Linked DNA regions of Homo sapiens: region 2 is linked to region 1. Evidence: read pairs that join two places in POLR2A ChIA-PET (ENCODE). Cell type or tissue: CD4-positive, alpha-beta T cell. All regions are shown on one strand. Each heading gives the region's core, and the rest is flanking DNA. Links, peaks and the distances in the headings are about the cores only.

Region 1 (15,999 bases), core at 5,375-13,374:
TTAACCTCAAGACAAATTTCTTGGTGTGGGAGCTACAGAAAGTGACAGAAGGGGTGGAGAAAAGATACACAGGAAAATAAACTTTAAGAAGACAGAAAGGAACAGTCTTCCATGTCTGTGAGAGATGTGGGGAAAGTTTAAGGAGAATTACAATCCTTCCTCCCAGAATGTGACCCCAGACCCAAGACAGCCAAAGAAGGCAAGATGAGAAGATATAACTTTCTCAACTTTTAAAGAAAGGCATGCATTTTGTGCACCCTAAATCTTATAATGAAAGATTGCTTGATAGCACATAAGTCACTGGGTGGCAAAATAAGAGACAATATAAAATATTGTTATTGAAAAAATGAATTTTATTTAATGACTAGTACTTGATCCTTTGGTAAATCACAAACTTTCTAATTATTTGTTTTCAAGGAACTGAAGGAAGATCTTACCGAGTTGATACTATGGGATCAAGAAATGTATTTTTAAATAATAATTTATTACATGATATTTGACATACGATTGACAAAAAATTAAAAGAGATTGGATATTAGAGAAAACGCTGACATAAAGACCTTTAAAAAGCCTTTCTTTGGGTATATACCCAGTAATGCAATTGCTGGGTCAAATTGTATTTCTAGTTCTAGATCCCTGAGGAATCGCCACACTGACTTCCACAATGGTTGAACTAGTTTATAGTCCCACCAACAGTGTAAAAGTGCTCCTATTTCTCCACATCCTCTCCAGCACCTGTTGTTTCCTGACTTTTTAATGATTGCCATTCTGACTGGTGTGAGATGGTATCTCATTGTGGTTTTGATTTGCATTTCTCTGATGGCCAGTGATGATGAGCATTTTTTCATATGTCTTTTGGCTATATAAATGTCTTCTTTTGAGAAGTGTCTGTTCATATCCTTTGCCCACTTTTTGATGGGGTTGTTTGTTTTTTTCTTGTAAATTTGTTTGAGTTCATTGTAGATTCTGGATATTAGCCTTCTGTCAGATGAGTAGGTTGCAAACATTTTCTCCCATTCTGTAGGTTGCCTGTTCACTCTGATGGTAGTTTCTTTTGCTGTGCAGAAGCTCTTTAGTTTAATTAGATCCCATTTGTCAAATTTGGCTTTTGTTGCCATTGCTTTTGGTGTTTTAGACATGAAGTCCTTGCCCATGCCTATGTCCTGAATGATATAAATCATGCTGCTATAAAGACACATGCACACATATGTTTACTGCAGCACTATTCACAGTACCAAAGACCTGGAACCAAGCCAAATGTCCCACAATGATAGATTGGATTAAGAAAATGTGGCACATATACACCATAGAATACTATGCAGCCATAGAAAATGATGAGTTCATGTCCTTTGTAGGGACATGGATGAAGCTGGAAACCATCATTCTCAGTAAATTATCGCAAGGACAAAAAATCAAATACTGCATGTTCTCACTCATAGGTGGGAACTGAACAATGAGAACACTTGGACACAGGAAGGGGAACATCACACACTGGGGCCTGTTGTGGGGTAGGGGGAGCAGGGAGGGATAGCATTAGGAGATACACCTAATGTTAAATGACGAGTTATTGGGTGCAGCACACCAACATGGCACATGCATACGTATGTGACTAACCTGCATGTTGTGCACATGTACCCTAAAACTTAAAGTATAATAATAATAATAATAAAGCCTTTCTTCCATAAAAGCAATAAGAAACTGGGAAAATGGCCAGTATCGACTTTTGCAGAAGGCTGGAAATTAACCAAAGGCTTACAGCAATCCAGGAGCATTTATTCAAGAAAAATGGCTGAATTTCAATAGAACAATGAGTTTTATGGCATTTTAATTTACCAGCTTCCACACACTTCACCTTATCTCTGTGGTAGCCTTGAAAATCAGCAGCCTGCAATCACAGTGAAAATCAACAGCCTGGCAGCTATTGGAATGGTTGCAGAATGGAGATAAAGCTTCTTCAAAGTCCCATTCCCCCCAAAGTCCCATTCCCCCAAAACTGTCACTATTTGACCTGTCTGGTGGTTCTCTGGAAGACTTCACTCACAAGCCTTTTTATTTAATCTGATTTAGAGTTGCCAAGTGTGAACAGTCTTTTCCTTGGGGGTGTTTGTTGAAAAGAATCACAGGCAATTAGTCAATACTGCAGCCGCCTAAGTCAGTGGATTAGAGTTAGGGGCAAACAATAGGCTTAACAAAAAGCTTAAAAGAAAAAGCTTGGGAATGAGATGCCCATAGGAGACTTTGAAAAGCTCCCACATATTCCTGGGAATCTAGAAGGTGAAGCCTATATAGGGCTACGTGCATGCCCACAGCTGTGTATATGCTCAGAAAATACTTGAGAAGGCCCTAAGGTCTGACCACTGGCTAACCTTAAGGCTCTCCAGAAGCAGAAAGTAAAGGCTAAGGCAGAGTTGTAAAGTGCTTAACTGAGCATTGAAAGTGTGTCCTAGTGTGCATATAGAACCCCTTGGCAAAGACTGCAAGATTTATTGGTCCCAGGCATCTAAAGAAATTTCTGTTCAGTCATTAGTGTACCACTAAGCTAATCAAGCAGAGATTTCAGTGGCCACACATGACAAACAATATAGACTTTACAGAACTATCTCAGAAAAGTCACTAAAAAAACAACAAGAACAGCAACAAAAACCTTGGGGGAGTAGGGAGAATCTGATTTCCAGAGTTTCCATATAATTTTAAACATCCCGTTTTCAGCAAAAAATTATGAAACATGCAAAGAAGCAAGAAAGTATGGTCTATACACAGGAAAAATAAACAATCAATAGGAAGTCCCTAATGAAGCCCAGAAGATGTTGGCTGCAAACTTCCCAGATTTGATGAACAAGATTAATCTATAAATCTAAGAAGCTCAATGAATTTCAAGTAGGATAAACTCAAAGAAATCCACAACTAGACACATCATAATCAAACAGTAGAAAGTCAAAAACAAAGAGCATCTCACCCAAACAAAAGTGACTTGCCATATACAATGGATCTTCAATAATACTAAAAAGCAATTTCTCATTAGAAGCAATAAAGGGCAAAGGGATGAAAAAAAGTTGGTTAATGGGCACAAAAATAGTTATATAGAAGAAATATGTTCTAGTGTTTGACAGTACAGTAGGGAAATTATAGTTGACAGTAATTTATTATATATTTCAAAATAGCTGAAAAGAAGAATTGTAATGTTCCCGCCACAAAGAAAAGATATATGTTTGAAGTGATGGATACCCCAATTACTCTGATTTGTATATATTCCATACATGTATCAAAATATCACATGTACCCCCAAAATATGTACAATTACCATATATCAATTAAAAAAAAGAAATAAACCATAGAAGGCAGAAGAAAGGGGACAGCATATATAAAGTCCTGAAAGTAAAAAATAAAAACAAAAAAACTGTCAACTAAGAATTGTATATCCAGCAAAACTATCCTTTGAGAATGAAGGAGAAATAAATATATTTCCAGATATACAAAAGCTGAGGAAGTGTATTACTAGTAGATTTGCCTTGTAAGAAATGCTAAAGACAGTCCTTTAGGTTGACATAAAAGACACTGGACAGTAACTCAAAGCCATAAGAAAAAATAGAGAGCACTGGTAGAAGTAACTTCATAAGTAAACATAAAAGACAGTACAAATGTATTTCTTGTTTGTAACTCTTTTCCCTCATCTGATTTAAAAGACAATTGCGTAAAACAATAATTATACATCTGTGTTGACGGGCATATAATATATAAAGGTGTAATTTGTATGACAATAACAGCACAAAGAAGAGGGGAATGAGTAGAGTGATAGAGGATAAAAGTTTTTATATTCTCTTGAAATTAAAGTGGTATTAATCTAAACTAGATTGCTATAAATTAAGATGTTAATTGTAATCCCCAAGGCGATCACTAAGAAAATAAATAAAAAGTGTAGTAAAAGAACCAATAGAAAAATTCAAATTATAAACTAGAAAAATATCAATTTAGCACAAATAATTCAGTGATACCTCTATAAAAAATTTCTTTTATTCTCGTTTATTTTCTTATGTGAACTTGGCTTCTTAGTGCTTACACCTATATAAATAAAATATGAATATTTTTACAAATTCCTGTCTCACTGTAGCAAAAGTAATATTCATCCATGGATAAATGAACTCACTGAAAGAAAGTCAACCTCACTCATCTCATTAAGAGATACATTTCTAATAAAATTTTGATTTCATGCTGGAAGATGATAATTATTTACTTATTTATTTATTTTTAATTAATTTTTTTTTTTGAGACAGAGTCTTACTCTGTTGCCCAGGCTGGAGTGCAGTAGCATGATCTCAGCTCACTGCAACCTCCACCTCCTGGGTTCAAGCAATTCTCTTGTTTCAGCCTCCCAAATAGCTGGGATTACACCACCATGCCCAGCTAATTTTTATATTTTTAGTAGAGATGAGGTTTCACCATGTTGGCCAGGCTGGTCTCAAACTCTTGACCTCAGGCCATCCACCTGCCTCGGCCTCTCAAAGTGCTGGGATTACAGGTGTGAGCCATCGCACCCTGCCAACCGTCTCATTTTTAAAGCCCAAAGTAGATTCTGAAAAATTACATACCTTCACGCATTGGAAACCTTGTATCCTGTAATCCCAGCTACTCAGGAGGCTGAGTCAGGAGAGTCGCTTGAACCTGGGAGGTGGAGTTTGCAGTGAGCTAAGATCGCACCACTGCACTCCAACCTGGGCAACAAAGCAAGACTCCGTCTCAAAAAATAAATAAATAAAATAAGATGGTTAAAGACTACTGGTGCAGATCTCACATTGAGCAGAGTAGGACTACAGCAGGACCTGTAGGGCAGGGACTGGGATCAGGGGGTTCCTGGGGGAGCCAAAAGAAATAGGGGCCCAAGGGGTCTGGACCCTGCAGGAGGTAGGCTTCGCAGTGCCATCCCTTTGCACATACTAGCTTTGTGGGCTGTGACCCAGTCTCTCCTGACGTATTTCTTTTTGGCCTCCAAATTTCTTGTCCTCAAAGAAGGAATAAAACAAGGATTTAGAATTCAGGACTTGTTAAGTTGATTTTGGCCAAGTGTTTTTGAAAATTCTTCCTGGCGTGGCTTCTTTTCAGTATATGTGTTTCAGTGACCTCTGACTATACAGAGACAGAAAAACAATTTGGAGAAAGAGATATTTTGAAGACTATGTGACAGAAAGAAAGAAGAAAGAAAAAAGGAGGAAGAAAGAGAAAACGTGAAGGAGGAGCAGAATATTCTTCTTTTGGAAGGAAAATACTTCCAGATTGTGTCTGTTTTTTTAAAGATTCCGTGGGAGGATATCCAGAGACACTCCTTGATTTAAAACTTCAGCCTTCCCTCCCGCAAATTCGGCTCTGGGTGCCTATCAATGCTACAGGACAGACGTGGGCCCAGATAAGGCTGAAACACACCTCAACTCTCCGTCTCGGGTTTTGGGCTCACCTTAGATGCACTCTAACTCTGCTCTGTCAGGCATCCAGGAAGAACTACATGCATTTGGGTCAATTTGGATGGAGGAAATGAAGAATTATCGAGTAAGAAATCACCATTCCTCTTTTGTGTACTAGAAGGCTCAACCCTGAATGTACCTTCCTACTTTAATGTCTGAAATGTATTAATAAATTACGATAAAGAATGAAACAGTGAAAACAAAACCCCAGAATAAAAGAAAAGAAAACGTGTCCTGTGGACCGAATTATGGAACGGTCCTGCTCAGGAGGGAATAAAGTCTCATGTTTTCCTGACCTGGGACTGGTGGAGAAAGAAGATGGTGCAATTCTCCTCTGATTCCTTACAGTTTAATTAGCAGCCTTGATCTTCTTCAAAAAGGGGCTCTACCTTTTCTTCTCTTTCAAATAAAGGATGGGGAGGAGAAGGAAAAAGTAGGGGGAAGGGGAGGGGAAGGAAAAGAGTAGGGGAAGGGGAAGGAAGGAGCAGTGAAGGAAGGGAAGGAAAGAAAGAAAAAAGAAAAAAAATGAGATATTGCCTCAACTTTTAATGTATAAGTTAACTCTCGCATGTTTTAATAGCTCGTCTAGTTCAATTTGGCCTTCAAACGCTATATCCCCTATTATAGAGCTCACTTTCCATGACCACGCTCTTATAATTATTTTCCTAATTAGTTCCCTGGTCCTATACATTATTTTCCTAATACTCACCAAAAAATTAACTCATACTAGCATCATAGATGCCTAAAAAATCGAGACTGTCTCAACTATTTTACCTGCCATTATCTTAATTTTAATTGCCCTCCTATCCTTACGTGTTCTGTACATAACAGATGAGGTTAACAACCCTTCTATCACTGTCAAAGCAATTGGCCACCAATGATATTGAAGCTATGAATATACAGGCTATGAAGAATTAGTCTTCGATTCTTATATAGTCCCAACAGCAGACTTAAAGCCAGGAAAACTTCGATTCCTGGATGTTGATAACCAAACAATTCTCCCAGTAGAGATCCCCATCCGTATATTAATCTCATCCGAAGATGTCCTGCACTCATGAACTAACTATCCCCTCATTGGGCCTCAAAACAGATGCAATCCCCAGAATACCTGACTATGAAGAGAACCTCTGAGCATTAGGATGATGAGCCCAGATTCCTCTCCTTCACTGCTCTGTGTCTGTCTCAGATGATTGCTCATGGGAGTTGTTAGTTATTAATCACTCTGCTATTTCTTTCTTTCTTTCTTTTTTTTTTTTTTTGAGATGGAGTTTCGCTCTTGTTGCCCAGGCTGGAGTGCAATGGCACAATCTCGGTTCACCGCAACCTCTGCCTCCCGGATTCAAGAGATTCTCTTGCCTCAGCCTTCCGAGTAGCTGGGATTACAGGCATGAGCCACCACATCCAGCTAATTTTGTATTTTTAGTAGAGATGGGGTTTCTCCATGTTGGTCAGGCTGGTCTCAAACTCCCGACCTCAGGTGATCCGCTCACCTTGGCCTCCCAAAGTGCTGGGATTACAGGCGTGAGGCACCACGCCCAGCCACTCTCCTATTTCAAACATTTTTTTGCCTTTTAAATGTCAGTTCAGGTTGACCACAGGGAAACTTTGTAACGACCAATGGGTCAAGCTTCTGAGGCACTGGTTCTGGCCCCTTTTCCTCCTCTCTCCAACCCTCTCCCTCTTGTCCCTGTTCCCTGACTTCTCTTAGGTGTCAAAAACAATCCAGGGCTCATTTCATCTCTGTACATCCATGTCACTCTCTCCTCCTTAACTCTTCAAATAGTATCTTTTTTTTTCCTTTTCTTAGAACCATATCTGGTGTGACAACAATTTGAAAAGCGCCACCCATCCTCTCTGAGACCACAAACAGCGCTGAAGGCAGTGAACCAAGACTTACAAACAAGGGTGTAGACCAAGGAAAATGCTGGGGGCCAGAGGAGGAGAAAGCAAGAAGATAGAAACACCATAGTTTCAAGAGGGAGGGGAGCAGAAAGCCGCCAGCTCTCCAAAAAACAAGAAGCAAAACCCAGAACTCAAACCTCATGAAAGTATCACGAGGTTGAAGCCTTTAAAAGGTGTTTTTACAGCAGATTTTAGAGACTTCTCACCTTACCAACGGTTATAAACCCGTATCCTTGCAAATTCAGCAGTAGAGTCATTAGATTGCCCTCTCAGCCTCTGCACGTGAAGGGTCTCAGGGCTTTTCAGGACATCTTTAGGGTCAGGTTTCGTGAAATAGGTAGGTTGGGCCAGCTTTCTGGGGACTCTAAGCAACCTTGGAGAAAATGGGCAGGAGTAAATAAAGGTATGCCAGCTTGCTTTTTCCAGTGGGGACTTGGCAAATGCCAAAAACAGTATAAATATTATATTCCCATCTTCTAATATCATGGAAACCCATGGTGGCAATGGGGCGCAGGGCTCACTAGCCACCCTGAGGTGAAGAAGTGGCCCCTCAGAGATCTGAAGCTGGTTAGCAAGAGTTCACCAGGGCCTAGCTCCTTGTCCCTCAGGGAAAGCCCCTGGGTGCTATAGCCCACCACCTGGAAGGGGCAGCCCCTGGAGAAATGTTAGAATTCTGGGTGAATTATTTTCTTATGAAATTTCATCCAAAGTTTTAACAAAGTACCAAATAGGAGAGTTGTTAAGTATTGTGAGTGAGTGAGGTGGAGGAAGCAGAGCGGGGAAGGGGTGGCTCCACTCTCTCACTATATTCACTGCTCATCCTAGAGATGACCTAGTGTCAAAAACGTTGCAAATGCAACCAGCTGCCTGTTGCATCCATGTAGTTCAGTTGTTGCTATTTACAGGGTAGTATAAATGCCCGGTGCTGCTATGAACCAAGGTGCTGAGTATCAAATGTTCCTGGAAGAGCACCTAGTAGTGTTTCATTGGATGGTTTCTAGTAAAAACTTTATGCAAAAGTAATATGGTATTGCTGATTATAGGTATTATCTGATAATAATAATCCTGTCAAGTACTTGCTTGGGCCAGATCACTCTGTGAAGGCAGAAAGTTGGCAATGCTTGTCTTAAATGCAAGATTCTTTCTCTTTTCTTCCTCCCTCCCTCCCTCCTATTCAACCATCCTTTATTCACCCTTGGAAAAATTTGGGCTCTGCATTCACTCTTGCACAATCCTGTAATCTCATGGTTTACTTTATGATGACAATATTAATGACAATAAAGGCACATTTTCCCTAAGATACTTGGGAGTATGTGTGGCTTATCCTTCTGTTTTCCTTACGAAGTAAAAGGGAGCTCAGTGTGTCTGTCCTCACTTTACTGATGCAGAGATTAAGGACAAGGAATCTAAGTGAATGGGCAGTAGGGGACATGAAACATGGCAGGGTCACCGGAGCAAGCCAAAACACTTTTGAAGAGCCAGTGAGTCAAACCTGTGGAAACCTATGCCAGAAAGTTCTTACAGGGATGACTGAACTGTTCCATCTGAACAAAAAGAAAATATATTCATTTAAACAAGCCTAAAGTGCAGCTATCTAACAGGCGAGGTGGATGGGGTTGGGTGCATAGGGTTTGCTGCTTTAGTGCTGATTTCTCAAATCTTTTATTTTCTCTGCTGACCTCTGCAGTACCATAGAACACAGTCCAGGCATTAGACTTGCAGCCACAGGATCTAGGTCTTGTGTGTCAGTTTTGAAGGCAGCATGCCCTGCTAGACTGCGACATCCTAGAAGACAAAGGTCAGCCAAGATCTTTGCGTGAGGCCTGATAGAAATCAATGTTCCAGACATTTTAAAAATCAATGACTTCATTGATTTCCAGAAGTTCTCTAGGCAAGAGCGATCAGAGACTTTAGAAGTTCATATCAACATGGAAGTGGTAGAATGACACCTGAGAGAGTAGTGGGTGGTCACCAGGTCACAGGTGTCAGGGTGATCGGAACACTCTGCCCTACAGTGACCTTTGCTCTACCTCCCAATATTAGGCAGAGGAACTACCATTACACAGAGCCTGATTATGGTTTTTATGCTCAGGAGAACTTGTGTTGTCTTCTAAGTGCTGCAGCCCCCAGGTTTTTTGTAAGAGAGGGGCAAATAGACATTTTCTCACGTAAATTAATCAGCTCATTCATGAGTTTTGCAGTCGAATCGCTGTCTTTGCATGGTGTTGTCTGCCAACTAATGGAATAGGGGGTCTTCAAATTTTGTTGACAAAGATAAGACTTCCGTAAAAGGATCCCTTCAAAAGCAGCTTAAAGAGAATTCCGAAGCAACTGTGCTTATAACAATAAATGTTTCTCCATCACTTTCTTTCCAGTTCCTTTGCCTCACGCTTCTGCTACTCTAGTTGTTTTTCCCAGTTTCTCTCCTGTTTACATGCGCTAAAAGAAAACTGTGTAAGGCACTTCATAGGAACATTAAAAACTGGTACAAAGGAAATGTCATGGTTGGTGGGGCGGAGTTTTTAAAGGTTTGGTGAGAAAAAGAAATCCAGACCTTGCTTCTGGCATTTTCTGGGTAGGATTTTTTCACTGGTCCCTAATTCACAGAATAATCAGCTTTGGCAGCAATATTTAGTTCTCCTTTCTTTCTACACACTGGGATGAGGGCATATGAGAACGGAACTTGTGGTAAAGACTACCTTGCCACAACAGGACCCCACCCTGCTTACCTTCCGCTGGATCCACAGTAGTCGTAAATATGTAGTGAATTGTAAATGTGGGGCTTCCTGTATTCTGCAGTGGACATTGCCACACCACTGTCTCCAGTGGAATGAACCAGAATGTAAAATTTATACCTCTTTTGAAATGCGATGGAGCAACATAGGATGACCACATTTTTTCTGTACTATATTGCACTCTTTTGCACAATGTGTAAGAACACAACATGAGAAACCCACAAAGAAGGAAATAGAACAACTGAGGTTGTTGGCTGGGTAGGCTGCAAGGTAAAGCGCAGAATAGTAAATGCCCCACCTAGCCAACATCCTCTGCCAGCTGTTATTCCTGTCACCTAATCTCTACTGCTCTCTCTCTATTATTCTTTCCTATCATCCATCCATTCATCCAGCCAGTCAGACAGCATTTACTGGGGATCCTGTCATGTTGGCTGCTGGGGATATAGACTGCGAGTAGTATGCTGGTAAAAACTAAATAACTAGCTCTGAGGTAAGGGAGCTGATTTGCAGTGCTTATGGATTTTCATAGTGCTAATACTCCCACCATGACTAATTTCAAGCTACTAATGCAACATCATTGAAGCAAAGTTGGGAAGAGATGCACAGTAGCACACCATTTCCACCAACCAGATACAATCGATGTAAATAACCTCCAGTGCACAGATAATAATAAAAGGTAGTAATGAGGAGCTGATGAGTATTGAGTATTTATTAGCATTGTTTTAAATGTAATTTATTTAATTGCACACTTATATAATTTAATTTTAAATCATGGCTGTTTTAACAAACAGCTCACAACATTTCTGAAACTAACAACTGGCTCTCATAAGCAGGTATGTGCTGACTCCAGCACACCACTAGACAGAAAGAAACAATGTATGCTGTTTGCTTTACAAAAGTCTTTTTTAAATCTAGAAAGAATAACATACACATGTAAATAAGGAGTAGCCATATAGTTAATGTGATAACGCAGTAGGGGAAAGTGCTGGGCATAGAATTAGTGGGAAGCACAGTGAGAACCTGTTATGCACTGAATGTATGTGTCTCCCCGAATTTCATATATAGAAGTCCTAATCCCCAGTGTGGCTGTATTTGGAGTAAGGAAGTATTAATAATGAAGGTTATGGCTGGGTGTGGTGGCTCATGCCTGTAATCCCAGCACTTTGGGAGGTCAAAGCGGGCGGATCACCTGAGGTCAGGAGTTCAAGACCAGCCTGACCAACATGGAGAAACCCCGTCTCTACTAAAAATACAAAATTAGCCAGGCATGGTGGTGCATGCCTGTAATCCCAGCTACTTGGGAGGCTGAGACAGGAGACTCTCTTGAACCCGGGAGGCAGAGGTTGCGGTGAGCCGATATTGTGCCATTGAATTGCAGCCTGGGCAACAAGAGCAAAACTCTGCCCCCCCCCAAAAAAAATTAAGGTTAAATGAAATCATAAGTGTGGGGCCCTGATCTGATAAGATTAGTGTCCTTATAGAAGAGACACTGGAGAGCCCTCTCTCTCTCCAGGTGTGTGCCCCACAGAAAGACCATGTGAGGACATAATGAGAAGGCAGCTTCCTGCAAGCCAGGAAGAGAGCTCTCACCAGAAAGCGAATCAGCTGAGATGGGGTTCAGGCCATGCTACTTCAAAGTGTGGTACCTTGGCATTTGAGAAAACAGCAGAAGCAAGAAGGTCGCTCTCACCTTTCCCTCATCCTTCTCTGCTGAAGCGGGTCACAAGGCTTTCATTTGAGAAGTACCTTCCCTATACCTGGAGGAATGGTAGACCCTTATTTCTGAAGACACAAAGACACAAAGAAGAATCTGAACAGTCTTCAAAACATTCCCCCAGTTTATGAACATTAGATGATCCCTTTGTCCAATCATACATCTGCATGACTGTCTCCTCGTCATCAAACCTAAGCATAAAAATACACAAGCTTCTCTGTTTCTTTGAGTCTTCATTTCTAAAGGCTCCCCTGTCATGTAAAACTTACGTTCATTAAATTTGTCTGCTTTTCTCTTGTTAATCGGTCCTTTGTTATTGGAGCCTCAGTCATGAACCTAGTGATGGGAAAGAAGGATATGCTTTCTTCTTACAGCTGGAACATTGATGATCTTGGACTTCTAGCCCCAAGAATTGTGATGAAATACATTTCTGTTGTTGAAGCCACCAGGGCTATTTTGTTATGGCAGCCCAAGCATACTAATACAGAGCCCTAAATAAAATTACCTGGAGGGCGGGTTGGTAACTTGGACTCAACAGAAGCACCTGAGGATGCTCAGAGGCAGGCTGGTTTGCATTTAGCAAGTGGACCTCCCTATTCCTGAATATTTTCTCTTATCGCTAGTCAGTGTCTTCAGATACAAACACCCTGGCACAATTATGATCCTTGGCAGAATGTTGACTTTAGAAGGGAGAACTCCAACTTTGAAGCCCAAGCTGAGAAACACAGCAGGGCAGGTGAGGATTGGTGACCAGTGACTGCCGCTGCAACACAGGAATCACACCTGGTGAACTGTGCAGGCCCAGTCTCTCTCTCCTTTTTTTTTTTTTTTTTGAGACAGGGTCTCACTCTGTTGCCCAGCTTGGAATGCAGTGGTGTTATCATGGCTCAGTGCAGCCTTAACCTCCCAGGCTTAAGCGTTTCTCCTGTCTCAGCCTCCCAGGTAGCTGGGACTACAGGCATGTGTCACCATGCCTGGCAAATTTTTTGTAGAGACAATATCTCACTATATTGCTCAGGCTGGTCTCGAACTCCTGAGCTCAAGTGATCCTTCTGCCTCAGCCTCCCAAAATGCTGAGATGACAGGTGTGAACCACTGCACTCAGCCTTAGGCCCCGTCTTTAATAGTGGCTTCTCATGGCAAAGAAATAAACAGCACACGTTGGATTAATAACGTATTCTCATTCCCAAGAGTCCTAGCATTGATAATAAAATGTATGCCTTCTAGAATGAGAAAGTCTTTGAGATTCTTAGACATTTTGGTGGCTGTGCAGCACTTAGGGCATTCTTCCTAATGTGGTATATATGGACATGAACAAATAGTAAAAGAATTAAGAGTTGTGGCCGTTTATATATCCTGATTTGTAGAACAGGTAATGACATATATACTGAGTATGTGTAGATGTGCTTAGAGGAAAGGATGTTGGCCAAAATGTGAACAAGGATGTTATCTCTGGATTAGATATTTTGGGAGGAGAGTTTACTTCTATATGTTTGCTTGTATTGTTTGCATTTTAATTTTTTGTCAAAAAATTTATCAATTTATAATACCTGTCCATTGTAAATAAAGCAAGTAAGATTTAAAAAGGAAGTTTAAAATCCAACCATAGTCCCAAGAGCCAGAAATAAGCACTGTTAATATTTTGGCTTAGAACCTTCCAGATCTTCCGCTATGCGTGGCATATTTTCTTTGTAACCTCTCATCAGCCTTGGATTAATCTGTCTCCATATCCTAGACCGGGGCATCTGAGCCCTGGGGGACAGAAGGCTCACAGCTCACACAATATTAAGTTAGTTTTAAAACACAGTAGGCCCCTCACCCCTGCTCACAATTTTTAAAAAAGATCTCTAGTTAGCCCTTTTTCATTCCTCCCCCCACTATTTCAAAGCTTAAACCATTCTCCCTATCTCACCTCCTATTTCAGAGAAAATATAGACCATCAAGCATGACTCTCTTACTTTCTTCTCTTCCGCTTTTAAATCTGCAGTTTCTTTTCTTCCCCTCTGTTATAGTTGAAAACCTATCTCTTACTCCGTCTAAGGTCCATGCTGCTCCTTCAAAAAAAAAAAAAAAAAAATTACAAGCCTGGTGCAGTGGCTCACGGCTGTAATCCCAGCACTTTGAGAGGCTGAGGTGGGTAGATCACTTGAGGTCAGGAGTTCGAAACCAGCCTGGCCAACATGATGAAACCCTGTCTCTACTAAAAATACAAAAAAATATTAGCCAGGTGTGGTGGCAGGTGCCTGTAATCCCAGCTACTTGGGAGGCTGAGGCAGGAGAATTGCTTGAACCTGGGAGGCGGAGGTTGCAGTGAGCCAAGATTGCAGCAACCGCACTCCAGCCTGGGCGACAGAGTGAGACTCTGTCTCAAAAAAAAAAAAAAAAAAATTACAACTTTTCTCTGGTTTTGTAATTAATCATATCCATATTGAAAATGTTAGGAAATATGAAAGACACAAAGAAGAAAATAAAAATCACATGTAACTCAAACATTAAGAGACAATTACTGCTGGCATTGTAGATTCTTTGTTTTTTCCACACATGATTGTGTGTCTCTGCACATTAAATAAGTATTTTTACACAATTGAAATTATTCCGCACATGCTATCTCATAAATCTCTTTTTCCCTCTTACAATAGATCATAAATATTTTTGCATGACTACAAATATTCTACACTGAGATTTTAAGATGATTTTTTAGGTTAAAAATAACTTTTTCCTTATTTTAAAAGCAGTGTATGCTTATTGTGAAACCATTAGACTTTTGTTAAAAGGGAGAAAAACTTAAATACTTATCATCTTACCTCTGAGATATGATGAGCTGACATAATTTTTATATAAATTTAATAAAAATAAGTTCAGTCAGATATCATTCTATATCATTTGTGATATGCAAATATTTCATTTAATCCTCATGACACGCTAGGTAGTTGTAATTATTATGATAATCCCCACTTTCTAGATGAGGAAACTGAGGCCTAAGGAATTTAAGTAATCTGTTTGAAGTTTTTAAGCGGTAGAGGTGGGCTATGGACCTAGGCAGTCTGCCGCAGAGGCTGGAGTTTTAATAACTCATCTGTACAGCTCTCAATTTATAGGGAACGTCTTTCCACATCAATAAATCTTGCTCTCTGTGCCTTGCTTGCAAATATCTACTCTAGCTCAGAATCAGATAAACATTGTTTTGTTTTCTTGTAGTTCTTTTAAGATTTTCTCTTTCGATTACCAGTTGCACGTAGAATTACTTTTGTTTTTGCTGTGGGTGGATTCTCACTTCAGGTTTTTTCCAAATGGTTAACAAATGATCCAAGTTTTATTTATTGAACAACCTATCGTTTCTCCACCAACTTAAACTGTTATCTTTGTTTCTGCCTCTGTCTTCTCTTGACTTCTCTGAAAACTTATTTCATCTATTATCCACCATTTCTCCTGGATCTTGAAAATATGAGGTAGCTTTGAATTATTGGTACATTTGCTTAATTAATTGATTGATGTATTATTCATTAAGTAGCATTTATAAAGGATGCAACAGGAAGATTTTTAAAAATCTCTCTTGGGACTCACTGTCTAAAGACGTGTAACGACTCTTTTTAAGAAACACTTAAGTTGTACTTACAATGTGCCAGTCACTGTTCTTGGTGATTTACAAATATTATCTTATTTAATCCTCATAGCAAGACTATGATATAGGTACTATTTATATCCCCACTTTTCATATGAGGCAATAAAGCATCAAGAGGTTAAGTAACTTGTCCAAAGTTACATAGCTGGTAAATGGGTGGCTGGGAAAAGTTAACTGGCAATTCCAATGTTATGCAATGAGTGTCATTATCATAGGGGAAATATAGGGTTCTGTGGGCTCTTAGTAAGGGCATTTGATAGAGCCATGGGAGTCAGGAAAGACTTTTGGAGGGAGTGATGGCCAAATGATTCCTAAAGAATGAGAAGGAGGGTCGGGTGCAGTGGCTCACGCCTGTAATCCCAACACTATGGGAGGCCGAGGCAGGTGGATCACGAGGTCAGGAGATCGAGACCATCCTGGCTAACATGATGAAACCCCGTCTCCACTGAAAAATACAAAAAAATTAGCTGGGCATGGTGGCAGGCGCCTGTAGTCCCAGCTACTTGGGAGGCTGAGGCAGGAAAATGGAGTGAACCTAGGAGGCAGAGCTTGCGGTGAGCTGAGATCGTGCCA
Region 2 (15,999 bases), core at 3,706-11,705, 52 kb before region 1:
ACCTCCCAGGTTCAAGTGATTCTCGTGCCTCAGCCTCTCAAATAGCTGGGACTATAGGTGCGTGCCGCCACCCCCAGCTAATTTTTGTATTTTTAGTAGAGACAGGGTTTCACTATGTTGGCCAGGCTGGTCTTGAACTCCTGACCTCAAGTGATCCACCTGCCTCAGCCTCACAAAGTGCTGGGATTACAGGCGTAAGCCACATCCATTCTTACAGAGCAAGAAAATGAGGGTTGGAGACTTTTCCCAAGACTCCCGTCTCCCCTAATGCACCCTCCATCACCTCACACTCACCAGTTTTAAATCTTGTTTGTACCCGATAGATTTTTTTCTTTTTTTTAAGAGACAAGGTCTTACTGTGTTGCCCAGGCTGGATAGTATAATGGCGCAATCATAGCTCACTAAAGCCTGGAACTCCTGGGCTCAAGTGATTCTCTCCCCTTAGCCTTGTTTCTCCTGCATCATTCCGTATGCTCACACCCAGGACGTACTCTATCCTCTGGGTCACACAAGAACTGTTTGAAGGCCACTTTTTATTTTCTGGGACTCAAATCTCACTCTATTGCCTGGCTTCTTTTGGCCCTTGCCTTTTCCATTTTTTTTCTAGTTCACTGGGGAGAAAGTAGTTTTCATTCATTTTCTTGTGTCCTCATCTCATCAGCCTGGGTGAAGTTATAAACAGTGGAGTAAGAGGTGCTGAATCTTTGGACAGCCTGGGAGAAATAAAGCAGGCAACAGATCTTCTCTGGAAAGATTTTCACAGGGCCTCAGACTTCTTACTGATTAATGAATTTATTCGTGGGAAAAAATGGTGGGAGAAGGACAAGAAGAGACGCAGGAGACATAGCAAGAGAGGCAATGTGTGGATTCTGTTTGGACTATAATGGCAAACCAACTGAAAAGTCATTTTAAGATACTTGGGATGTTTTAATATGTACTAGATATTAGATGATAATTTGCTAATTTTGTCAGGTGTAAAATGGCCCTAGAGTTATGCAAGGAAATGTCCATACTTAGTTTGAGGCTACAGTGAGTTATGATCTTGCCACTGACTCCAGCGTGGGCAACAGAGTGAGACCCTGTCTCTAAAAAAACCAAAACAAAACAAAAGTGTGCATACTCTTGAGATGCAGTGGAAGCAGGTACAAGTGAAATCCAGAGGTCTGAATTTGCTTTAAGATACTTCAACAGCAACAATCACCAAAGGGATCGATCAAGCATGGAATAATCTTGCCAATTTTTGTAACTGGGTGATGGATATTCAGGAATTTGTTACCTCATTTACTCTATTCCTGTGTATGTTTGAAAAGTTTATTTACTGGGTGTCTACCAGCCCACTGCTGATACAAAAAGACAATCCCAAATAGCTTAAGGGTATCAGGACACTCGTCTAGCATAAAGTAGGTGAGGGCAGTCTCAGAGACAGTAATTCTTAACCTTTACCCCCTTTATGGAGCACTTTAGGACACAGTGAATGTAAGAATGGGGGACATAGACTGTAGGCAATATATGAAAACCCTTGTCCTCCTCAGGTCTCTGTGCAGATAAAGATGAGGCCATGAGAAGGGGAATGTGTCTATTTTCTCTAGAAGATGATTTGGTTTGGCCTTTTAGCCTGGTGCATTTACCCTATCCCACTTCAAAGCAAACAAGAAGGTTATAATCTGACCACACTGGTGCTCAAATTAACTGGCTTCAATAAATTCCAGATCTACCTAATTTTCCACTCCACTCAGGCCAACATCTGTGTAAATACAGAAGCCCCAACCAAACTGGGGAGCATCCTTCTTGGATATGACCCAGATCAACAGGGGAAGAGAATCGTGTTGTCAGGGAACCTTAGATTTTGCCTCTATCATCTGGTTTATAGGGAGAAGCTTGTGGGAATATTCTGGGACTTTCACCATAAACAAGAGAACAGAGAGGTCCTAGGCTGTCAGGATCCAAAGAAACAAATGCGCAATTTGAGCCAACTGGAAGCATTGAACTGGATCACATCAGCCACGCAAAAATGAAAAGATTAAATGATCTCCATGTAGGGAAGTTAGGTGTTCGAACCAACTGCCAGAGGACTTCTCCACCATAGCGAGCTACCAAAGAATTTAGTAGTCCAGGTGCTATGAGGAGCAGGTGACCCATTAGAGGTCAAAGTCAACAGAAAGAAAGGTTCATCTCCTGGTGGCTACACAGCTGTTTGTATCTCAAATATTACTTGGAACTTCAAAGAAACACCTTGATTGACGAAGGTGATTCAGGACAATATTTCATGTTTGCAGACTGCACTTTTCCAAATGCTTTGGCACCTACTCTACATGCTAACAGCAACCTGTGAGTTAGGTAGGACAGTGATTATTATTCCTGTTTTACAGGAATAAGAAGAGGTTGTATAGAAGGGAAATTCATCTGTATTCTGAGACTGACCTGTAGGCAACTGTTCCAACAAGATTGTTAGCAGAACTGGAACTGGAATGAGGGTTTCTACCACCCAGATGGGGTCTTGTTACTACTTATCTCCATTCTCCTTTAGCTAAGAGTGCAGAATTCCCTTACTATTAACAATTTCCTTTTCCGTTTCTTAATTTTCTGTCAACCGGGAGGGGAGGATCATCAGTTCTCAGAATGCCTTGTGGCCCCACAAACATCATCAATCAGTACAAATCCAATTCAGTGCTCACATGGTTTAAGAACAGTAACTGGTGTCTCACTACGACCTCCTGTTCCCCGTCCCCAGGCGTTTTACTTTCATATCCCATAACCATTCCCAACCACTAGGCGCTCATTGAGGGTCAACAACACAGTATAACAATAATAACAGCATTTCAGTTTCAACAAGAATAAATGGATAAATGGGTCATCTTTGCTATTCAGAGAGTAACATCCCACACCTATACTCTTAGGGTTAAATCCACAGTCATGTCGACTGTTAGAGATGGATTTAATGGGTTTATTTGAAGACATCTGCTACATTAAAATATTTACCCTTGTCCCAACCTCTGCATCCTCCTATTGATATAACTATCAATAACTTCTAGAAAGAGCCTAATATAATGCACTAATTTAGAGGTTCTCAAACCAGGCCGTATCTTAGAATTACCTGGGCAGTTTTTTTGTTTTGTTTTGTTTTTTGAGACAGAGTCTCACTCTGTCGCCTAGGCTGGTGTGCAGTGGCACCATCTCGGGTCACTGCAACCTCCGCCTTCCAGGTTCAAGCTATTCTCCTGCCTCAGCCTCCCAAGCAGCTGGGATTACAGGCACACCCCACCATGCCCGGCTAATTTTTTTATTTAGTAGAGATGGGGTTTCACTATGTTGGTCAGGCTGGTCTCGAACTCCTGACCTCATGATCCGCCCGCCTTGGCCTCCCAAAGTGCTGGGATTATTGGCGTGAGCCACCGCACCCGGCACCTGGGGAGCTTTTTAAAAATGTCATTGCCCAAGCCTCATTCCCAGAGATTCTGACTTAGTCTGGGGTGGGGCCTGGGCATACGTACTTTAAAAAAAAAAAAAATCTTCTAGGGTTTAATTTTTCTCCATACACACAGCATGCAGTGATCATGTCACATTTGCCTCCCATCCTTTTAACATGTAAAGAAAAAAAAGGAGTCATTCATGTTCTTTAGTCGCTTGGCTTCAACTTCACTGCACAAAATATTTGAAAAAGGCATTACAAATATTTACCAGAAAAACAGGATAAAATTGTGTCACTCGTTCAGTTGCATACAAGGAATGGTTCTGGGAATCTTAGGATTTAAAAGAACTTCTTCGGCCGGGCGCTGTGGCTCACGCTTGTAATCCCAGCACTTTGGGAGGCCAAGGCAGGTGGATCACGAGGTCAGGAGATCAAGACCATCCTGGCCAACACGGTGAAACCCTGTCTCTACTAAAAAATACAAAACATTAGCTGGGCGTGGTGGCGGGCACCTGTAGTCCCAGCTACTAGGGAGGCTGAGGCGGAAGAATGGCGTGAACCCGGGAGGCGGAGCTTGTAGTGAGCCGAGATCGCACCACTGCACTCCAGCCTGGGGAACAGAGCGAGACTCCGTCTCAAAAATAAATAAATAAATAAATAATAAAAAAATAAAAAAGAACTTCTTCATTGCACTGTTGTGAAGACTTAAAAGGAGCCCCGTGTCAGGATTGGAACTTGTTGTCATCTGTTCCTGTGTTTTCCAATAGTTTCACTAACAAAACAAATGCCTTCTACTTCAGCAGTGCTGAGACCAAAGAATCCAGCCTGCCTGGGTTTGCGGCATGGCAGCACCACTTTATACTGTGTGGCTTTCACGGGTTGCTTAAGTTTTCCAGAACTAATTGTATAATAGGGATAATAAAAGAACCAAACTCATAGGTCGCTATGAAAATTATATAGGTCAATTAATGGAAAGTGCTTAAACAGCGAAAGGGTTCATTGCTGTTCTTGTTACAGCGATGAGGATATATTATCAAGTCAATTCCAGTTTACTAAAGTCTAGATTGAGAATTCCTGTACATCTCCTAGAGGAAAAAAAACTTCAAAGGAGGTTGATTTCATGAATTTTATCATGTACCTGGGCTGTCATTTTTAACTACTGTGCATTCTCAACTCTCTTGAAAGTTGAATTAATAAGATGAGATTCAGTTATAGAGACTACATAATATCAGGAGGTCAAAAATAGTTGGCTCTTCCTATTAAAAAATAGGCTGGGCACGGTGGCTCACGCCTGTAATCCCAGCACTTTGGGAGGCCAAGGTAGGTGAATCACGAGGTCAGGAGATCAAGACCATCCTGGCAAACATGGTGAAACCCCATCTCTACTAAAAACACAAAAATTAGCTGGGTGTGGTGGCACGTGCCTGTAATCCCAGCTACTCGGGAGGCTGAGGCACAAGAATCACTTGAACCCGGGAGGCAGAGGTTGCAGTGAGCTGAGATTGTACCACTGCACTCTAGCCTGGTGACAGAGCAAGACTCCATCTCAAAATAAATAGATAAATAAATAAATAAAGTTGGTATTAAATGTGGCACAGGATCCCAGGGTATTTTACCACCAGAAGGAATGATTTTTAAGAGCAATTTTCTATGATATGATTGTGAGCTTTTCAGTGAAACCCTCCAGACAATCAGCCGCTCTGAACATTTTCTTTTTGAAGAACGCCATTCACACTGTATATTTCTCAAACCTCATCCCAATACATTGGAAGTGAAAACACAGGGAGCAATGAATGTGGGTGTTGAGTCTAATCAAATGGGATGAGCAGAGTTCAGAATGTGAACTAGGCAATGTCTTTCACAAATGACAGGCATTCACTTAAGAGTGTATTTCGATTCCTAGGAGGGCCAGAATTTTTTTCTGTACCAAAAATACATCATTTGGCAGGATGAGTTTATTGTTTGAGTCAGCAGTGCGGGTGTTCCAGCCCCAGGAGCAGATGCCCTCCAACTGTTCAGACTGGGGTATTCAGGGTGAAGAGAGAAGGGGGCCACAGCGTGGACAGGTGGCTGCACACAGCCAGTCATAGCACCCCTCCCCCTCCGCCATCCTCCAGATTTGGATTCCGGATTACACTGTGTGCCACAATTAATATTCGCAGCAGGAAATGGCAAGTATCAAATTTACCAGTTATGTTTCTGTTAGCACTTCCAGAGTCAAGGAAAATTGTTTAATAAGGGCATTTGTCTTAGTAAATGAAAGTTCGTCTAAACTTTACATGTGTATGTATTACATATTTCCTGAGAGTTGGCTCCGAGGCAATTTCATGCCATCATACCTCTCATTACCAGAGGGCCTTAAGTTACAGAGAATCTTAAAGATGGTCACAGTTAGTGTTTTTATTTTTATTTACTTGTTTATTTATTTTTTGAGATGATGTCTGGTTCTATTGCCCAGGCTGGAGTGCAGCAGCGGGATCTCGGCTCACTGCAACCTCCACCTCCAAGGCTCAAGGGATTCACAGCCTCCCAAGTAGCTGGGACTACAGGCACGCACCACCATGCCTGGCTGAGGCAGGAGAATTGCTTGAACCCGGGAGGCGGAGGTTGCAGAGAGCAGAGATTGAGCCATTGCACTCCAGCCTGGGTGACAGAGCCAGACCCTGAAGAAAGAAAGAAAGAAGGAAGGAAGGAAGGAAGGAAAGAAGGAAGGAAGGAAGGAAGCAAGGAAGGAAGGAAACATCAAGCCAAAGTGTAATGCTAGGCACAAAATATGCACTCAGTTAAATGACACCTATTATCCTATTATTATCATCATCATCACTAAGGTCAAAGGTAAAAAGACAAATGGCCTTACCTAAACAAAGCTTTGTGTTTTTATACTTTGCTGTGTTTTCCTACTTAAGTTGGTCTTACTAGAACCTATAATCTGAAGCGATAAGTTCTGGCACAGTAATATGATTATTATGAAGTTGTAACTCCATTGTCTAAGCTGGGGTCCTCTGTGAGGGGGTGTGGGGCAAGGAGGTAAGTCATCTTCAACTCACCCTGCTAATATTTTCTGCAGACAAAATCTGATTATGGCAAGTAAAGTTGCCTTAGATAAGTTGTATCACTTTTTCTCAAAAAAGGGCAATTGAGAGCCAAATAGAGATCTTCCTTTTTCTCTTTGTGAAATTTCCTTTGGTTGTCCTTTTTTGGATCTTTAGAGAGCTTGATGGAGGGATAAGAAAATAAGAATGAAGATCAATATGCAAGGTGTTGCCTCTTGAACTTCACTGCAATGAACTAGCTCAATTTAACCTCCCGTGTATACGTTCCCATATAAGACATTACTTTTACAATTCATCACTAAGGGAATGTGTCCTTTAAGGAACTGCTGTATTTTGTATGCCCATCTTTCTGCTAGCAGGAACTTAGGTGATAACTTCCTTTGTTCCCCTTTCTGCCTGGTTACAAGGAAGCTCAGAGTAAAATTTACTGCTCCGTCATAACAAAAACATATTTACTTTCTCTGGCTCCTCCTTTTGATACTGGTATTCTCCTTTCAAAATTGTTCATTATTGTAACCTGTCTCAACTCAACATCAGGGAGTAGTTTTTTTTTTTTTTTTTTTCAGTAAACTTGAACCACCTCTTAGCCTTCTCTCAATTACTAGGTGTGAGTTCAAAGAGGCCTTAGCAGCTATCTATTGCTTGACAAAAGTCACAAGGAAATTTCCACTGATGTCCATTCATTGCCCCATAATTTGTTCCAGCTGTTTGTTTCAGTTTTTGGAAGCCACTGGATCATGAAGGTTCAGGGACAATGTGGGAACAAGTAGTGTGATCATTACCGTAAATCTCCCACAAATCTTGATATAGGAAATAATTATCATTCTCATTGAATTATCCTCATAAAGGAAACTATACTCAGGCTAACATGGGGCCCATGAAGATAGCTTCTTTTGCACTGATTTGAAAAATGGGCACTTCTGGAAGAGATAACATATGAGTTAAGTCAGTGAATCACAGCTATTGTTCTGGAAATTATATTCAAATCTAGTCAGTCCAAATCTGAGAACTCTATTTGTGATGCAAATAAAAAAAATACTTCTACTTAGCAAACCAATGCAATTTTGCATATCATTCAGATTGGTTACCACTTTAAATCTTTTCTGATAGAGAGATAGAAGGGTAAACCATGCGTGAATTAACCACATCTGACGCTATTCATTTTCCTTCAACTGCAGGTAATTATCCTGCATAATTCTCCTATGCATAAATTAAAACTGCATGAATTAACAATGAGCTTGTTTTCCTACATTCAGTAATTAAGACAAAATTGATCAAGGGATACTTTACATGTGGGCACGGATCAGACAAAAGTCCTCACAAAAGAAAAGGAATGATTCCTTTTTTCTCTCAAGTTTGTTTTTTCTCCATTTTCCTCCCCTTTTGTGGGGTTGTTCAGATCTCTGAGGCGTCAATCGTTTGCAAGAGGAAGGAGAAGGCACGCCACTGATATGGCGTTATTTATCAGCATGCATTGCTTACTTGGAGAAAAAGTGCCCATTTCATTTCCTGATGATAGGGCATCTTTGCAGACACACAGCTTACCCAGCTGGAATAATGAACCTTTCAGATGGAGGATGTGAAAAATCTTCTTCTTGATTATAATAGAAGCCTGAAGAGTCTCATCAACGCCTTGGTATCAACTGAGAACCTCAGCCTACGTGGACAGTCTCTGTTTCGAGTTGCTAAGCCAAAAGATCTGGCAGCCACAACTCAGCTAAGTTATGTGGGAGAACTCGGGCTTTTTGAACATGCTACAAACTGGCAGTTGCTGTGGGAACTGTGGCTCTGAATTTGGAGTCTGTGTATTTACATCCACAGCCGCAGCACAGCCCAGACTCTGATGCCAGACGGCCTAGGTTTAAAACCAAGCTCTGCCTCTTAGTAATTTTTCAGAGCCTCCATTCTCTCATCTATAAAATGGAGTAATTACCTCAGGGTGTTGTGAGCACTCAATGAATTAGTACATGTGCCTGGCACATTAGAAATGCTATTTAGTGATAGCTATTACTTTTATAATAATATAAAACATGTTTATTTAGATTGGATGTTTCATTGTATGAGAAGCTTGGCCAGGCGTGGTGGCTCCCACCTGTAATCCCAGCACTTTGGGAGACCGATGCAGGGAGATGCTTGAGCCCAGGAGTTCGAGACCAGCCTGGCCAACATGGTGAAACCCCATCTCTACAAAAAATACAAAAATTAGCTGGGTGTGGTGGCATGAGCCTGTGGTCCCAGCTACTCAGGAGGCTGAAATGGGAGGATCGTCTGAGCCCAGGAGATCGAGGCTGCACTGAGCTGTGATCTGGCCGCCGCACTCCAGTCTGGGTGACAGAGTGAGACTCTGTAGTTTTCTGTCAATATGCAATATGAAATATGTGTACACATATCTGTGATTCAGAATTTGCATTTATGTGTTGTTGTTGTTGTTTTGTCTTGCTTTTTGTTGTGGTAGTTGTTGTTTTAAGAGACGGGGTTGTCAAAGCTGGACTTGAACTCCTGGGCTCAAATGATCTTCCCACCTCAGCCTCTGGAGTAGCTGGGACTACAGGCACAGACCACCACACCTGCCTTAGACTTCGTATTTATTTTTTGAAAATTTCGATGGCTTCAAACTCCTCTTGTGCCCAGGAAGGCCTTGCCTGTGTACCTACACTCAAGATCTATGATTCACCTAAAGGGAGATGATAGAGGGAAGGTCATTTTTACCATATGCAGAATCTTATGTGCCAGGCTTGGCCAGGCTTATACTCCCCCAGCTGGATTATAAAGGAGTGAAACTAGTCCCCTACACGAAAAACTATGCATCCTTTCAATAGGGCTTTTTTCAGTACCTTTAGCCTGATTACTGTATATTCACATTTATGAAAACATCTTGAGTTAATGCAGCCCCTTAGTCCCTTCCTGCTTTGGTTATTTTCTTCCATCAGTGAGGGAAAGAGCCATTTTGTGACAACCAAAGAACAAAACCAAACCAAAACAAAAACTACATCTGGAAAACATCCTAATGTGAAGAAATACACATTGAGGATCTGGAAAGAAAAAATGACCCTTAAAAAAGAAACACCACGTGCCATTTCTATCCTATTTTAGGCCAAAGACCATTATGACAAAATTCAAAGGGCAAACTTTTTTTGGAATGTCATGGGAGCCTGAAAAGGGAGCAATTCCTGACCTTTATGTCATTACAGGGGCAGGTTTCCATTTGCAAAACCAAGTGTCCAACTGAGGACATTAGTCGTGTTGTAAGAGAAAACGGTCATACCTCAAATAGGCCATAGTTTGGTGATTGAAGGGGGAGGGCAGGAAGAACAAATCACCTCTCCTCCCTCCAGAGAAACACAGTTTTTGCTGCCTCCAGGCTGGCTAAGTGGACCTCCCGGGGTGGAGAGCGCCCAGTGAGGAGTCAGAACATCTCAGTGCTAACCAGCTAATCCATTCGTTTGGTTTCCTAATTTGTGAAATTAGAGACATTGATATTACATCACAGGGTTGTTCTGTGGTTTAAATGAGACCATGGTTGTAAAAGTTGTTCAAAACTGCAAAAATCCACAGAGATATAAGGCACTATCACTGGGACTAAAGTATCGTGATGACTATTCTCAACTGGACCTTGAACTTAAACTTGAGGAACAGCAGACTTTAGGTATCAAAGAAGGAGGCCTGTGCAGAAGAGAAGCGGTAGAAAAGGAAAGACCAGCAGTCAACTGGCTGGAGGAAGTAAGGGATCGCCAGTTGTGGCAGAATGTACTGCAGGTGTCAGAGCATAGTAGTCAATCCAATTACTTTTTCTTTTTCTTTCTTTCTTTTTCTTTTTTTTTTTTTGAGACAGAGTTTCAACCTTGTTGCCCAGGCTGGAGTACAGTGGCGCGATCTTGGCTCACTGCAACCTCCGCCTCCTGGGTTCAAGTGATTCTCCTGCCTTAGCCTCCTGAGTAGCTGGGATTACAGGCACCCGCCACCATGCCCGGCTAATTTGTTTGTATTTTTAGTAAAGCTGGAGTTTTACCATGTTGTCCAGGCTGGTCTCGAACTCCTGACCTCAGGCGATCCACTCGCCTCAGCCTCCCAAAGTGTAGGGATTACACGCGCAAGCCACCGCGACTGGCACTTTTCCTTCTCTTTTTCTCCATCTCCTAAGTGGGACCCCAATTTGAGGACACTTCCTGAAGTAAGGTTTGCACTACCTATACTTGCTACATTGAGACAGCTCTGCTTTGAAAACAAGTTATTTGGATTCCTGTTTGTTCACATGCTAGATTAGCCAGTTTGAAACTAAACTCCTTCTCAATGGTACCAACTCCACTTTCCCAAATCCTCCCCCGGCAAACAAACCAAAATGTGCAACAGTTTGCTTCTAATATACAATTTAAGAATGGGTTTCTTAGACCAATGTTCTGCAGGAGGAGAAGGTGAGCTTTAGATTTGGCTGTTCTGTGACTGCTACTATCATGTTATTTACCTCACAGGGAAGAAATTTGATAGGAATAACACAACACTGTGGTCATATTTGACCTTTTTCTGTGTCTGACCGTATAAACCAATCTAGTTATTTATTGCTGTGTGACAAATCATTCCAAAATGTAGTGGCCTGAAACAACAGCAGTGAGTCAGGAATTGGGAAGGCCTCTGCCAGACAGTTCTGGCTCAGGGTCTCTCCTCAGTCAGATGGTGGCTGGACATGGAACAGCAGGGTTTGGAGGAGCTGGGGGCTGGCCAGGCATCTTTCTCTTTCTTATCATCTCAGGTCTCTCTATGTGATCAGGTAGCTTGGGCTTCCTCCTAGCATGGTAGTCTCAGGATAGTCAGACTGCTTGCATGGTGGCTGATAGCTTCAAGAGTTAGTATTCCAGCCAATAAGGTAGAAGTTGAATGATCTTTTATGATCTAGCCTTAGAAATCACATTCTCTATTGATTGAGAAAGCCACAGTTTTGAGGGGAGAGAACATAAACCCCCATCTCTCCATGTATCAGAGTATCAGAGTCACTTTATTGAAAGATCATGCGGGGTGGGAGTTATTACTGAGGGCATCTTTGGAAAATATAATCTGCCAATCTGCCATATGGATGGACTGTAAGTAGTTAAAGGTTAAATTTTAGAAATTCAATATTTATCCCTGAAATGGATACTTACATAAAATCTCTCCTTAATCTCCAGATAGCAACTTCTTTTTTGTTTTTTTTTAACTTATTTATTTTTTAGTTTTTATGGGTACACAGTAGGTGTGTATATTTAGGGGTTACATGAGACATTTTGATACAGGCACACAATAAATAATAATTACATCAAGATAAATGGGGGTATCCTCCAGAGAGTAACTTCTAATGTGGTAAAACAGGCAACTATTCTGATGCCTCTCCCCTACCTCCCCTTTGTATCTTAATGACTTAACACTCGTTAAACTTCCTAAAAATCTCAGGCATCCACTTGTGTTCTGCCACATGCTACTGTCCCTCAGAGAAGGATCGTGCCATGCACATAGACCAGCAGCTCCCCGATTTCCTCATGACTTTCAGTGGCAGCTGCGTCAGATAGAGTGATCGGCACTCAGCATCGTCCCAACCCCTTCTTGCTGCCTTCCTTACTGGAGCTGGGAAGCTGAAAACTGCACTGCCCAGAATCCCCTGCAGCTAGGATTCCATGTGTGAGTTGGGGTCTCCGTCAAATGCACTTGCACAAGATTGAAGGTAGAAGCGGGGGCAAGGCTGTGTGTATGAGTTTCAGATGGCTGTTGTAACAAATTGCCACAATTTTACTGGCTTAAAGTGAAAATGACATATATTTACAGTTCTGGAGGACAGAAGTCTAAAATGGGTCTCACTGGACTAAAATCAAGGTGTTGGCAGGGCTGTGTTACCTTCCGGCGGCTCGAGGAGAAAATCTGTTTCCTTGCCCTTTCTAGCTTCTAGAGGTCACCTGCATTCCTTCCCTTGTGGGTCCTTCCTCCATCTTCAAAGTCAGCTATGTTCCATCTCCCTGATCTTTCTATCTTTCTTCCATAGTCACATTCCCTCTGACATAGCAGGGGAAGGTTCTCTGCTTTTAAGGACAAATAGAATTAGATTGGGCCCAACTGGGTAATCCAGGATACTGTCAAGTCCTTGACTTAATCACATCTGCAAAGTCCCTTTTGCCATGTAGGGCGACATAGTCACAGGTTCCTGGCATTAGGACATGGACATCTTTGGGGTGGTGGATGTGCATTATTTTGCCTACCATAGCAGACTTCTGCTTCTTTTATTGTCACTGCTGGCAGCCACCTTCATGGAATATCTGCTTTTTCTGTAGTGGCTTCCTGGCTGGCTTTTTCCTGACCATGCTAGTGGTAGTCTCATTCTGGAGCCAGTAGCTTCTCAAATCAGTGCACAGCTTCTTTTATTTTTGGAGACGGAGTCTCGCTTTGTTGCCCAGGCTGGAGTGCAGTGGTGTGATCCCTGCTTACTGCAACCTCCGCCTCCCAGGTTCAAATGATTCTCCTACTTCAGCCTCCTGAGTAGCTGGGATTACAGGCGTATACCACCGTGCCCAGCTAATTTTTGTATTTTTAGTAGAGATGAATCTTCACCATGTTGGCCAGGCTGGTCTCAAACCCCTGACCTCCAATGATCCACCCGCCTCAGCCTCCCCAAGTGTTGGGATTACAGGTGTAAGCCACCGCGCCCGGCCAGTGTATAGCTTCTTGAGTATAGGTTAGGCAGTGGCTCCAGTAGCCCTGTTTTACAATGTACTTTTCTTAGGTGTTCCAAAAAGCTCAACCTAGAGTGTGTTTCCTTATCCTTCAACTTAGAGAGCATTTGGTTGGCCTTCCTGACCCAACAATCCTGTAACCCTTTTTATTTTATATCTTTTCTGCTGAGTAGATTCTATTCTCTGCAACTGAGCCCTGATGAAATGTTGGATCACCTGTGGGTGTCCATCACCTCAGCTTCATCTCTCTTTTTTTCTAAGCTCCACTTATTTCTGAGGATGACGCATCACCGAGACAACTCTAAATTAGATGAGAACTTGGGAGGATACAGATCAAATTGGCTAAAATGCTGCCAATAACTTTATAAACTAAAAATACGGCACTGCAATTCAAGGGTTACAGCTGGTAGTTATCTTGGAATCTTCATGTAGGATAGGTTAACCTTGAACCTCTGCATATCAGCAGGGCACCTAGTGTGAGTATACATTAATTGGAAGGTAGACTGTCACAGCTAAGGCCAAAGCCAAGTCATTCCAGGACTTCATATGTAGCAAAAAGTAGATAAATCAAGCGTCATACTGGAATTGACCTCTTGGGAGTTGCACTAGCTCCAGGAGCTCCAGGAAACTGTCACTTTGAATTTATTTCTCCTAGTAGGAGGAGGAAAATCACGTGTGCTTTTAGCGTTTCTCTGCCTTGCTTTTGTATTTCTCAGGTACTCTCCCCACTTTCCTGCCCTTGCCTTCCTTCCAAGAGCTCTCCTGGAAGCCAAGGTCAGAAGGAGACAAGCTTGAAGAGAATGGAGTCATTGTTTCTTCATTTAACATCCAAAACAATTTGTTTGAGAAGGAAGAGATCACTTCCAGGGGTAGAGGTAAAGGCCAATAGCATTAAACCCAAAAGTGAAGAGGCAAATACAAGAAAGAATTAAAAGACACTGTTGTTTTTCAGTACATAAGGTTGGTTTTCGGTATGGTCATTGGCCAACCTTGTTCTAGTATCATCATCATTAATAGTAGCCTTGTTTCACAATTGTTCTTATCTGACCTTCCTTGCAAGACATGCCTTTTGACTGTCCCTAACTTTCCTACCTTCAGTCTAGATCTTAAATCTAGGTTCACAGGCAGTTAGTTAATAGTTGATACCTACCATTGGGTAGGCAGCATGCAAGTCCCAAGGATATAGGAACAAGCAAAACAGACCCTCTGTGCCTTCAGGGAGCTCACAGTCTTCCTAGTCTTTTTGTCTGGTAAATAGTCCCTTTTCCTTTCCATTTACCTGTAATCTTAGAATAGGCACATGAATGAAATCTTCATTGACTACTCCAATCACAGCCTTCTTCCTTTGACCTCTCATAGTCCTTTTCTTTAGGGTGACTGTGTGATTGCAACACCTCTGAGTGAAAGGTGGTGCTATTAATAATTATGCTGCAACAACAGGTGTCTATGGGGCAAACCAGGACATCCAGTCACCTATCCAACTCAATTGTGCTCCTCCTACTTCTCCACCAGACTGTGCTCCCTAGAAGGTATAATCAATATCTTACACTTTTTCTTTTTCTTAAGGGTCTCACTCTGTCACCTAGGCTGGAGTACAGTGGCATTATCTCTGCTCACTGCAGCCTTGACCTTCCAGGCTCAAGCGATCCTCCCACCTCAGCTTCCAGAGTAGCTGAGACTACAAGCATGCACCACCATGTCTGGCTAATTTTTCTTTTTTTTTCATAGAGATGGGGTTTCACCATGTTGCCCAGGCTGGTCTCAAACTCCTGGGTTCAAGCGATCTTCCCACCTTAGCCTTCTAAAGTGCTAGGATTACAGGCATGAGCCACCGTGCCCAGCCAATATGTTATATTTTTATATTGAATGCGATGTCTAACTTTGACCAGACCTTAGAATAATTGCCCAGTAAACACATGCTTAAGTTGAAACAAAAGTGGGATTCTCCCAAATTATATAACATTACAGAGTTGAACTTAAAATCCACCTCAGAATTAAAAATGATTGTGAATCAGTTTTAGAATGCTAAATGGTGTACAAAATAACTTCCTCTGAGACTCCTCTCTCCTTGGTCTGGTAGAGAACTCATTTTGATCTAATGGAACACAACATAGAAATATTGCACCTCATTTGCTTTCACTGTTGAAAAAAATCTAATTTCCTATTTAATTAATGTAATGAACTTGTGAAAACATTCATCTCCTCCACACAGTACTCATCGGTGTCATGTAAACAATGCACAATAAAATAAATTGGAGCAGCTTCTTTTCTTCATAGTGTTCCCGGTTTCCTTAGAGGGAATTAAATCCAGCACAGGGCCATGTGTAAATGATCTTTTTTGTAGATAGCCTGCCGCACTCAGGAAAACATGTATTATTTTTAGGGAATGTTTCCAACCTAAGTGAGATGAGTTTACTGTGACCAAAAAACAAAACAAAACAAGACAAAAACCTGGACCATGAACCCAGAGAAGAAGTTGGTGGCTGCAGAGAGGAGACACAGAAGAGGGAAGAGGACATGTGAGGGTTTCATGCTTAATTCACTGGAGATACATGATGCATTGAGTGATTTTGTTCAGTTGAATCAACTTGAAGGTTTCCATATGCATAACAGTGAGGTTCTTGTTTTCAGGGGGAAAATGTTGTTTCAAGAAACTGCCTATAAGTAAATGAAATGAAGAAATGAAGCCAAAAGAAGGGCTCCTTCCAGATGAAAAGGCATATGCTCATGATCATTCTCCTTTTCTGAACAGATCTTTATAATAATCACATTGCAGGGTGTTTACATGACAACTGCTTTATGAGACCATTCTACACCTAGGTTTGCCTTTGGGGAGCCAATTATGAGT

What was found. ChIA-PET counts read pairs that join two places held together with the same protein. Peaks named below come from ENCODE experiments on the same cell type or tissue, not always from the same donor. Only the 100,000 strongest peaks of a DNase experiment are listed, where the experiment ranks them.
Region 2: POLR2A ChIA-PET joins it to region 1 with 17 read pairs; 8 of 35 experiments call an interaction of 5 or more read pairs at or near these places.

The regions. Positions count from the first base shown.
Region 1 is chr6:24,941,837-24,957,835 of GRCh38, forward strand. LOC105374981 (a long non-coding RNA gene) reads left to right here. Exons shown (of 3, transcript XR_007059514.1): 3 at 7,261-8,655. It also overlaps a transcript of RIPOR2 not described here and the pseudogene MTCO2P33. Among named protein-coding and RNA genes, the nearest start is that of RIPOR2, 14 kb to the left of the region's middle. In CD4-positive, alpha-beta T cell, for the core only: no CTCF peak of the experiment used is centred there; DNase peaks (open chromatin) are centred at 7,385 and 10,085; H3K4me3 peaks cover 3,448 bases; H3K27ac peaks cover 6,243 bases.
Region 2 is chr6:24,891,945-24,907,943 of GRCh38, forward strand. The region is part of intron 1 of RIPOR2 (RHO family interacting cell polarization regulator 2); the gene reads right to left. Among named protein-coding and RNA genes, the nearest start is that of RIPOR2, 36 kb to the right of the region's middle. In CD4-positive, alpha-beta T cell, for the core only: no CTCF peak of the experiment used is centred there; DNase peaks (open chromatin) are centred at 7,607, 7,907 and 8,227; H3K27ac peaks cover 3,358 bases.